Linked DNA regions of Homo sapiens: all the other regions are linked to region 2. A link is a contact called in ENCODE Hi-C data. All regions are on one chromosome and are shown on one strand. The core of a region is the stretch at or near the end of the contact, and the rest is flanking DNA. Distances in the headings are between cores, read along the strand shown. Region 1 holds the start of SEPTIN7 (septin 7). Region 2 overlaps NT5C3A (5'-nucleotidase, cytosolic IIIA). Region 3 holds the start of NOD1 (nucleotide binding oligomerization domain containing 1).

The links. Hi-C counts contacts between places; a loop is a spot of excess contacts on that map. Pooled maps may share reads with other maps.
Region 1: a loop to region 2 is called in a map with no recorded cell type, with 3 times the contacts of the local background. The contact joins the promoter of SEPTIN7 here to the enhancer-like site in region 2. A Hi-C loop is called at or near these places in 2 of 37 single-sample maps with no recorded cell type and 2 of 50 pooled maps.
Region 3: a loop to region 2 is called in a pooled map, with 2.1 times the contacts of the local background. The contact joins the promoter of NOD1 here to the enhancer-like site in region 2. A Hi-C loop is called at or near these places in 3 of 50 pooled maps.

What each region holds. Positions count from the first base shown.
Region 1 is chr7:35,799,299-35,803,155 of GRCh38, reverse strand. It overlaps SEPTIN7 (septin 7), which reads right to left and starts at 2,099. Exons shown (of 14, transcript NM_001788.6): 1 at 1,886-2,099. The coding sequence starts at 1,946. It overlaps SEPTIN7-DT (SEPTIN7 divergent transcript), which reads left to right and starts at 2,531. Exons shown (of 5, transcript NR_120512.1): 1 at 2,531-2,666. RefSeq lists silencers at 1,188-1,637, 1,668-1,907 and enhancers at 2,058-2,447, 2,062-2,685, 2,808-2,867.
Region 2 is chr7:33,048,905-33,052,608 of GRCh38, reverse strand. The region is part of intron 1 of NT5C3A (5'-nucleotidase, cytosolic IIIA); the gene reads left to right. Among named protein-coding and RNA genes, the nearest start is that of NT5C3A, 12 kb to the left of the region's middle. Within about 2 kb of position 1,713, at least 4 of the 41 ENCODE cell types and tissues checked have a DNase peak (open chromatin) inside an H3K27ac peak, as active enhancers do.
Region 3 is chr7:30,477,043-30,480,385 of GRCh38, reverse strand. It overlaps NOD1 (nucleotide binding oligomerization domain containing 1), which reads left to right and starts at 1,602. Exons shown (of 14, transcript NM_006092.4): 1 at 1,602-1,780. RefSeq lists a silencer at 1,474-1,713 and an enhancer at 1,362-2,106.

The DNA of each region.
Region 1 (3,857 bases), core at 850-3,349, 2.8 Mb before region 2:
AAAATTGTTAAGCTACATTAGAAAAAGACAATATCCTTTCTTTTTAAAGGATAAGAACTAATTAAAATCAACTTAACATTTCTGTTATTTGTTGTGAATTTGAATTCTGTAAGCCTAAGATGTGGTAAAATATGTATTTTTAATAACTGTGTTATGAAGACCTGGTTCCATCATGTTGTCCCATCATAGAATAAGACAATGCTACCATGCAAATCACCTATGTAGCTTCCACATTTATTTCATAGCTTCACTCAACTCTTATCTCCTTTAGTCCCACCCACTGAACAGCTGAATGAGATGAAAGATTGTTTACTGCTCTCCCGCCACGACCGTACCACCCCCCCATCACCACCCAACCACCCCTTACTCATTCCCTTGCAGTCTGAAGAAATAAAGAATCCAAGCAGCAATAGCTGACTTGGTCATTGTTTATATCCCCCCTTCAGTCTATCAGGATTCCATAAATTTCATCCCTACCTGTACACTTTTAAGTCTAAAATACTCTCCTCCCCATGTCTGCACATAAACTTTAGGGGGAAAAACTGACTATACTCATCACCTGCATGTGCATAAATATGTAAAACAGGTTAGATGCTTAGTAATTTAGATGATCTGTTCATTTACATTCTCAGGGGCACTAACAAAGATATTTTTTCCTTTCATCAAAATAAAAAAGCCAGAAGAAAGAATTCTTAAAGCTGAACTATTTAGCAATAAACTCAAGAAATGTAGTAAGTTATTATTTCAGTAACTAAGAAAACACCTGGACGTCACAAATTCTTTCCTAGGACTGTAAAAACCCAAATTTGAAACAGTGTACTCTTCAAAAGTAACTCAGCAAATGGAAATGTCCTAGAAAAATCTCGGTTGCTTATTTCTTACTATACACACAGCTGAAATGGAACTCAGGAGTGGAAAATGTAAATGAAATGGCCTGTTCTTTTTCCAACATGTGGGGGAGGAAAGGAAATGAAAGGGCTCGTTAAGAGAATAACTGAGAATATTGAAATATTTTCAAAAATTAATTTCCCTAAACTTCGCCACTCCACATCTCCGCTCCCTCCCTTTTCCAAGGACCCTTCCCACCCTTTCTATCTCCTCCGGGGGGCGCCCTTCCCAGGCGTTCTCTTTCCCTTACTCCTAAAAATTAAGCCCAAATTCCAAACCAAACTACCGATTCTCCCTCCGTTCTCAAGACTCGCCCGCCATCCACCGGCCTTCCGGGCTGCGCCTGGAGAGAGGCAACCCCGAGAGGCGGGAGGAGGAGCGGGGAGGCGACGCGGTGACTGGAGCTGCGGCTGCAGCCGCCGCCGCCGCCTCCACCACAGCCTCAGCCTGGTGCATCCTTCTTCCTCCCTCCCCGCCGCCGCCCGCCCGGGTTGGCCCACACAGCACCCTCGCCCGAGCGTTCACACTCGTCCCCACCCTCCTAGCCAGGCCCACTGCCCCACGAGGGGACTTCTGCCGACGGGGATGCGGCCGGGGACAGGAGGAAGCGGGGCCGCGGAAGCCGGCGGGCCCGGGAGGAGACTGAGGAAAGGCGAAGGGACGGAGAGAAGCAAGGGCAGGGCTGAGACCACCACGCTCAGGCTGCTCCGGCCGCGGAGGCCGCGGCTCTGCGCCGGGGGCCAGCCCGCCGCGGCACAGGAAATGCCGCCGCCTCGGCTCTCCTCACGTTCAATTCAAACTGTCACCGCCGCCGCCTCCCCTCCCCCCGAGCCCGCCGCTGCCGCGCCCCGGGCCCGCAGTGGCCCCCATCCCGGCTCCCCTCGCCGCTGCCTCCGCCTCGCCTCAGGGCGTTCCCTAGCTCGGTCCAGCGGCCGCAGAGCTTCCCGGCATTCGGAGCCGCTGACCCCAAGTCGCGGCACCCGAAGCTGAGACTCACCCATGGTGCTGCTGTTGACGCTCCTCTCCTCAGCAGCAGCGGATCTCGCACTGACCGACATCCCCTCCCCCCCTCCGCGACCAGCCCCAGCGGAGCGCAGCCCGCCGATTCTCCAAAGGCGCCTACGCCGATTCCGCAGCGTAGCCGCCCGGCGTAGCTGCCTTGCTTACGCACGCTACAGCAGGCGGACTCCTCCACAGGCTCTCGCTCGACTCCCGCTCCCTCCTCCGTCCCCCGCCCCCTCAGACGAGGCTTCCGGGCCTAGCGGAGGCTGGCTTCCATCTCGCGAGATTACCGCCTCCCCAGCTCCGCCGCCTCGCTCCATTTCGAGCATGACTTCATTGGCGTCAGCAACGTTTTGCTGTTCGGGTTTAGCCGCCATGTTTAAGTTGGCCGGGTTTCGCACCACTGAGGTCATGGATACTCAGGCCTCTTTGCGTGTTTCTTCAACACTGCTTCTAAGGTTAACCGCGTTACATTTGTTGGAGAAAATCCTGGGAACGCTGAAAAGGACTAGTGGGTGGGGTGCGAGGGTGGGGTCTTGCCCGAATTAAAGATGGCCGCAGTCAGCTCTGCCCCGCGCAATTTCACGTCAAGTTTTGGAGCTGCGGGAGCCGGCCAGTTGGCCTCAGCGCCTCCTTACGGAATTGGCGTAAGGCAAAGAGGCGCGGCTGGAAGAACCAGACTGAGAAAGTGCCACAGGGCGGGGGCCGCATCCGCCCCTCGGCTTCTGGTTACTGACCCGACGGCTTTGTGAGTGAAAGTGAAGAGACACTTCGAGGCAGGTGTCTGTGCTCCCCATTCATCCCTGTTTCCGTGGCTATCTTGACTTTCGGGGTGAAAAGTGAGGTTAGGCCCTGTTTCCCCGACCCTTCCCTCGCGCCATCACACTCTAGTGGCCTGGCACAGCCCCAGAGGTCGGCCGCTGTAGCCCCCATTGCGGACTCGCCACATTCATATTGGCTCACCTTGTCGGTGCCCGGTTCGGTCCTCTTGGAGCTCACACTCCAGTTGAGGAAATGAATGGACACAGGAACTACTGGGTAACAAAATACTAATAAAGGGCTGCGATTGTGTGAGTTTCTACTGTAGCGATGAATGTCGCTGTCATTGGAACGTTCCCCAAGTGCCTTCTAGTGAAAGCCTTACTTCACTCGGAATAACCTGTGGTCTTTTCTTGAACGTGATGGCTCTCTTGGTTGTATTCTTCATGCACATGTGTTACTTTTCCTGTTTAACTACATGTTAAAGAAATGTGTATGTTCCTGTTTAACTGCATGTTTTAAAAAAGTATGTGTATTTTTAAGTTATAGGCACGTGCAAGAAAGTTCAGAGCAAAATAGCTTATATTAGTGAAACAATAAATGTCTACTAATAGGAGAATGGATGAATAAGTGTCATTGTTGAACAAATTGACATACAACACGAACCAAAAAATCAGTGAACTAAAGCTACCATTTTTCATATGGATAGAGTCATTAACCTAATATTGAGGAAGAAATGAAAAGACAGGTTGCGGAAAGATATATATGACATACCATAAATAAAAGTTTAATAATTACAAAAAAGTAAGATCAAACTAAAAATTGTATAAGGAAATGATAGATACCAAATTCAGAATACTGGTTGCTTCCAGAGATGAACAGAAGGGAATGTAACAAGAAGGGTTCATTTGTATCTATAACGTTTGTTTTCTACCAGAAATATCTTGAAAATGTGGCAAAACATTAAGCTAAGTAGAGGGCACATGGGTGTTCACTTGTAATTATTTCCTTTACTGTTCTATATACTTGAAATATTTCCAAGTAATTTTTTTTAAGAAAAGAAACTTATAGAAGCAACTTATTTTGTATCTTGATATATGCCATTTCGTAAGTCTACATTTTTACTGAACTGCTTATGAAGTCTGTTGCAACTTATCTGTTCAATCATTGTTTTAAGTTTCTGAAACTTCAAATGAACTTTTACTTTG
Region 2 (3,704 bases), core at 464-2,963:
CATTTACTTTATTAAAGGCAGTATACATTGGTTAAATGAATGATGGTGCATTTGTATAATAAAATATTGGGCAGCTGTGAAAAAAAAATCTGTATAACTTTTTTTTTTTTTTTTTTTTTTTTTGAGACCGAGTCTCTCTCTGTTGCCCAGGCTGGAGTGTAGTGATGCGATCTTGGCTCACTGCAACCTCTGTCTCCCAGCTTCAAGTGATACTCGTGGTGCCTCAGCCACCTGAGTAGTTGGTATTACAGGCACCTGCTACCACGCCTGGCTAATTTTGTATTTTTAGTAGAGACGAGGTTTCACCATGTTGGCCAAGCTGGTCTCGAACTCCTGACCTCAGGTGATCCACCTGCCTCAGCCTCCCAAAGTGCTTGGATTACAGGTGTGAGCCACTGTACCGGGCTATGTTAACATTTTAAAAAGCTCAAGAAATGGTGACAAGGGGAAAAGGCAAGTTGCAGAACAGTTGTGCTCCCAAAAGAAATACACATGTATATCCTTATGTCATTGGAAATTAAAAAACAAAACAAAACAAAACAAAACAAAAACTTTAGAAGCTGTTTCTAGTTTTACTAATGACAGTGGACTTGGGAGGATGAGACCAGGAAGGGAGACTTCAACTTTTTCATCCTTTAACTTTTTATATTGTTTGACATATCATGAGCATGTATTGCTTTTATATATTTTTTAAATCGGTTTTTTAAAAGCAACAAGATTTTTTAAAGTGTGTTGGGACCACATTGTAGAACATCTCTATTAGTATAAGATATTTGCAATTTATTTGCTAGAGAGGCTTTGGGTATGGTTTTTAAAATAAGTGATACCATCTGGAATGTGTTTTGATACAATTAAACTGATAACTGAGCACGCACTAAATTAATATTATTAGAATCTGGAGGTGGGGAGCAGGAATTAAAATAAGCCTGTATTAAAGATAATGAAGTATTAAACTGTTATGGGAGCAGTAGAAAGAGGAAGACAGAAAAGAGATGGATTGCAGAGGTGAAATCTATAGGACTTTATATTTTTTGCACAGTGTTTTGGATTATCCTTAATGTTCATAGTAGTTTGAATGTTCCTGTGTATTTTATGTTAAATAGTTTCCATATTTACCTCTTTTGTTTGCTTTAAAAATAGTTCAGTTGGCCAGGCGTGGTAGCTAACGCCTATAATCCCAGCACTTTGGGAGGCCGAGGCGGGCGGATCACAAAGTCAGGAGTTCGAGACCACCCTGACCAACATGGTGAAACCCCATCTATACTAAAAATACAAAAATTATCTGGGAGTGGTGGCAGATGCCTGTAATCCCTGCTACCCAAGAGGCTGAGGCAGGAGAATCACTTGAACCCCAGAAGCAGAGGTTGCAGTGAGCCAAGATTGCACCATTGCACTCCAGCCTGGGCAACAGAGTGAGACTCCATCTCAAAAAAAATAAATAAATAAAAAATAAAAATAAAAATAGTTCAGGTATTACATATTTAGAGAGAGTTATTAAAGAGAGAGATATATAAAGAATCTTAAGTCCTATTTTAATCTTTATTCTCTTTTAAATTAGAGGTTGTAGTTTATATCTTCAGCCTAACAACTTGACATGTAATGTCATTAAACCATACCTGATAGGTTTTTTTTCTCTCCTTAAAAACAGCAGTAGGGAAATCTATACAATTCAGTTTTTCCATCAGCAGGTGGCAGACTTCTCTGGCCATTGTGACACACTGCTATTCTATATCAAATTATCTTTCTTGTGTTACGCACTTTTATGTTAACTCTCAGAGTTGCTTAAACCATTAATCTATACAATTTAAACCAAGTAAGACAACTTTCTGCCATTATAGACTTAAATGCCATTTTGTCATTTTTTTCATATATGTTGTTTATCTTCCTCATTTTCAAGGTGCTGATAGATTACAAAGTAGTTTAGCAGTTCATTAAAGAGTTGCTTCATTTGTTTGCCAAGTTCCTTCTTGTAATTAGGTGGAAGTAGAGAGCCAGTGCTTGCAAGATCCTTCCTGTCCCCATTCTGTCTTCTCTACTGCCTTGTCAGAAGGCATAGCCTTCTCCTTTGCCTTATCTCCGATATCATTAGTTAGGCAGACTTTTCCCAGTGAAAAAGATCAGTTTTTCAGTCTATCTGGATTTCTCTGTCAAATGGTTAGGGTTCTAAGGGAACAAGTTGCTAGATAAAATTCAGTGAGACAGGAAAAAGTTGAGAACCCAAGCATTATATACAGCATAGCAAAATGTTGCAAAATAGAAACTTACTATAGTCGGCTTAAGAAAAAAGGAGGCTTCACTGGGACTAGAACTAGAAAGCAGTTAGAAACTGACTCCCATTTGGGTTAATTTGGCACTGTGCTATTGTTTGGTAACTAGGGAAAAACTAAAATTTAGAGGTGCCTACGTTGACCAAGTATACTCTACGCATTTATTTAGTCCTTAAAACACAGTCTAGCTGTAGTTACTTTCCTAATTTTCTGTTAACTCACTTAGGAAATAGCTAGTTAAGTAGCACAGTCAGCATTCGTTTGATTCTTGTACTCTGAAGCTTTTGGATAAAGTTTCCCTGTTTGGGTAATTTAAGCAGGTGTACATTTGTTGCCAATTTTTATGTAATTTTTTTTTTTTTTTTTTTTTTTGAGATGGAGTCTCCCTCTGTCGCCCAGGCTGGAGTGCAGTGGTGCGATCTTGGCTCACTGCAAGCTCCATCTCCCGGGTTCACGCCATTCTCTCGCCTCAGCCTCCCAAATAGCTGGGACTACAGTCACCTGCCACCACGCCTGGCTAATTTTTTTGTATTTTTAGTAGAGACGGGGTTTCACCGTGTTAGCCAGGATGGTCTCGATCTCCTGACCTTGTGATCTGCCTGTCTCGGTCTCCCAAAGTGCTGGGATTACAGCCGTGAGCCACTGTGCCCGGCCTGTTGTCAATTTTTAAAATTTTGATGTCTTTCTAAGCTAGATAAATAGAATAAAAATTCTATTTTGTGTACAATATGTACATAAAAGAGATTTTGTCACATGTTCCTAATTTTGGTAAGATAGGAAACTCTAGTGTTCCATAATTTTTATTCTGTAATTCTTTGTGTGTGGCTTATTTAGTAATGATATACAGTATCTTTTTCCTTTAACAAGTTATAGAATCTATGGCTTGAACAGAAGACAATCTTGTAAGGGAATGGGGTGGTCTTTGAAAGTTTAGTAGTTGGTAAGTCCTTGGTTCAAATCTCAGCTCTGCCACATTTTAATGGTTTATCCTTGGACAAGATACTAAACTTTTCTAAGCTTCAATTTCCAGTTATCTAGAATGGGGATGATTCACCTAAATACTCTTATGCCTTGTTTACTTCAGGGTATTATATTAAGAATGTATTTTGACTTTGTCAGGCAATGTTGCTATAAGGCCTAATAATAATAATTAATAAAGAATATGTTCTTAGTGTTTGTATTTTATTTCACTTGATGTTTTAAAGTAATTATATTTTGGAGAATTCTAACAGTATACTATTCTAAGTGCCTTCCTGGATTAAGATTGAAAAAGAGATGATATACATAAAGTTGTAAACAGTGCTTACCACGTAGTAGTTATTCAATACATATTGTCCTATCTTCTCCCTTCTGTTAATAAAGCTAATTTTGTTCAACTTACTTTTAGACATGATACTCTCTTAAAGTAGATTTAATTATGTAATGCATTAAAAAATT
Region 3 (3,343 bases), core at 353-2,852, 2.6 Mb after region 2:
CAATTGACTTGCCACCAAGGGAATGTGGGTGAATGACCAAGGCAGGCATCCCCACGGTGATCAGACACCAATGAAATGTACGTGAATAATCAGGCAGGTGTCCCTGCAGTGATTAAACACCAAGGGACGACTGTTTTCCTGAGTCCGTGACCGGAGCTGGAGTTTTGGGTCCATGGATAAAATATGTCTCCTTTGTCTCTACTAGAGAGGAGAAAGAACTGGAATTGGAAATAGAGGGAGATTTAAGGGTAGTGAGAGAGGCTGGAGAAGACAGTGAAAAGACCGCTTACCCGATTTGAAATTGGTGAGATGTTCCTTGGGCTGTTTGGTCTGAGGACCCGAGGTCATAGGTGGATCTCCTCACAGAGTGAGGGTGAGGACAGGGGACTGGTCTCCTGAAGGAGTCCTCCTGTCCCGGGTCTTCGGCACCAAATGTCACACGTGTCCGTGTGAAGAGACCACCAAAAGGCTTTGCGTGAGCAATAAAGCTGTTTATTTCACCTGGGTGCAGGTGGGCCGAGTACGAAAAAAAGAGTCAGCAAAGGGAGTTAGGGGTGTGGTAGCTTTATAGGATTTGTGTGGGTAGTGGAAAATTACAGTCAAAGGGGGTTGTTCTCTGGTGGGCAAGGCGGGGGCCGGGGGGGTGGAAGGTCTACAAAGTGCTCAGTGGGGGAGCTTCTGAGCCAGGAGAAGGAATTTCACAAGGTAATGTCATCAGTTAAGGCAGGAACCAGCCATTTTCACTACCTTTGTGATTCCTCAGTTGCTTCAGGCCATCTGGATGTATACATGCAGGCTTGGGCTCAGAGGCCTGACACAAGTTGGCACATTTGATCCTATCAACTTTAGTTTGCACTTTCACTTTTGATTTAAGAACATACTTTCTGTTTCTCAGAGGGCAGCCTCTGATGGGAATTTTAATACTCACAAGCATCAGTGGCTATATGATTGAATGTACTTCTTCAGTGTGAGTAAGTGACAACTTTCTGTAGCATGATATCCCTTATGGACACGATCCCCATTCAAAACGTTTTAAAACTATTTTATTGGGGACATTTATTAGCATGTTAAAACTCTTTTACAACCTATTAGAGCATATGCATAGAACATAAAATGTACACTGCCAAGAACAAATTTAAGGATAGGAAGAAAAGCTTACATTTTTTAAAAAGTATAAATTGAAATGTATGCAGTGTAATTTAAATTTGATTACGTTAACCTCCATTTCATCAGGACCACGTGTCGCGTTTTAACAAGAGTTTCCCTATCATGTCCAGGCTTTGGCTCTGGTTGCAGGCGCTGGGTAGGCACTTTTACGAGGAGGGACCTGGCACGATGGCACCACAAATTCCCAAGTGTGTCACCTCTGGGCGAACTTGGGCCTGTCCACTCGGCCCTGCGCGGTGGCCAGGGGCTCACCCTCTCGCACCGGGCGTCCCTCTGCGCGCAGCTTCTCTCGCCCCCCCGCGCCAGACCCGGGCGAATGGCAGCACCGTGGGACCCTGCCTTGACCGCCCCCGCCCTTCGGCGGCCTCTCCCAGCAGCCGGCAGGCTCTTGGGCGCGCCAACAGAGGGGCGCGGCTGCGGCTGTAGTCGCAGCCAGTTCCCGTTCCGGGCCCGCGAGGCAGCCGCCCCGGTCCTGCCCCTCCCTCGCGCTACTGCGGGAGCAGCGTCCTCCCGGGCCACGGCGCTTCCCGGCCCCGGCGTCCCCGGACCATGGCGCTCTCCGGGCTCTTCTCTAGCTCTCAGCGGCTGCGAAGTCTGTAAACCTGGTGGCCAAGTAAGTCCCAGCGACTGGGGATTCGCGCGGGGCAGGCCCTTTCTGAGGTCCTGGGCGCTGCGAGTGAGGAGGCGCAGGGAGGCGGGATTTGCGTGCGGGCGGAACGCAGCGCGGCTCTGGAGGAGCTCTGGGTGGAACCAAGCGGAGAAACCCGCGAGTTTGAAGCATGTAGCGAAAGTTGAGAGGGATGAACTTCACAGTCAGCGGAATCGTTTATCCCACTGTGGTCGAACGCAGGGGTTCTCAATCGTGCCAGCAGCTTAGAACCACCTGGGGAGCTTTTAAAATCCAGATATCCAGGCTGCACCCTAGATCAATTCCATCAGAATCTCACGGAGTCAGACCCAGGCCTCCGTATCTTTTAAAAGCTCCCCAAGTGATTCCAGTGTGCAGCCAGCGTTCGAGGGTTTGTGGCAAAGGCTGGAAGGGCAGACAGGGGCCTTCATGGAGTCCCGCCTGCAGACGGGACAGCAGCTCCCAGTGTCCTGCTTGGTCCTGGAGAGAGGGTGAGAACTTCCCTTGGGTTTCATGCTCCACAAAGTAAGGAAATGAGACAATGCTTGGCAAGGTCGCCTGAATATCACATTCAAAAACGCCTCCAATGTGTGCAGTTGTTTTGGCACATTGTGAAAAACATAGGAAATGACAGAGGTTGATGTCTCATTAGCTCTGCATTCTAGGAAACATTTCGGTTGTTGGTGTTTGAAATTAAGTCTGGGGAAGCTAAGCTAGTAAACCCATGGCCTTGATGACTTCTGGCCTTTCTGCTTTAAGGGTGAAGCCAGGGCCGGGCGCGGTGGCTCACGCCTGTAATCCCAGCACTTTGGGAGGCCAAGGCAGGCGGATCACCTGAGGTCGAGAGTTCGAGACCAGCCTGGCCCAACATGGTGAAACCGTCTCTACTAAAAAAAAAAAAAAAAAAAATTAACCGGGCGTGGTGGCGCATGCCTGTAATCCCAGCTACTCGGGAGGCTGAAGCAGGAGAATTGCTTGAACCCGGGAGGCAGAGGTTGCAGTGAGCCGAGATCGCCCTGTTGCGCTCCAGCCTGGGCAACAAGAGCAAAACTCCGTCAAAAACAAACAAACAAACAAAAAACAAAAAAACGGTGAAGCCAGAAGTCGTGCTTGCCAAAGGGTCGAGTTTGTTCTCCCTCAAAGCCCCTGTTGAAGATTGAACTATCACTTTCAGGGAAGAGTAAAAGAGTAACTCCACGATGCATCTTAGAGAGGAGTGGATTCCCTGTTCTCACCCAGGCTTAGATGCCAGGGGCCAGGTAGCTGAAATCCAGGCAAACCAGGCATTGACAAAGTACAGACTTCTACCGAATATGCCAGACAGATAAGCAAGCTGTGTTTAAAACAAACAGCAGAGTGGTAGAAGAGGGCTCTTTCAAATATTGTAAGAAGAGTAGGTTTTATTTTTGTGGAGTGGAGAAATAAGTTCACGCTTTGGAACCCATCAAATCTGGGTCAAAACTCGGATTCTGTCACTTCTATGCTGTGACTTTGGGCAAGTTCCTTGACCTCTCCAAGCCCCTGTTTTCCCACCTGTAAAATAAAGAG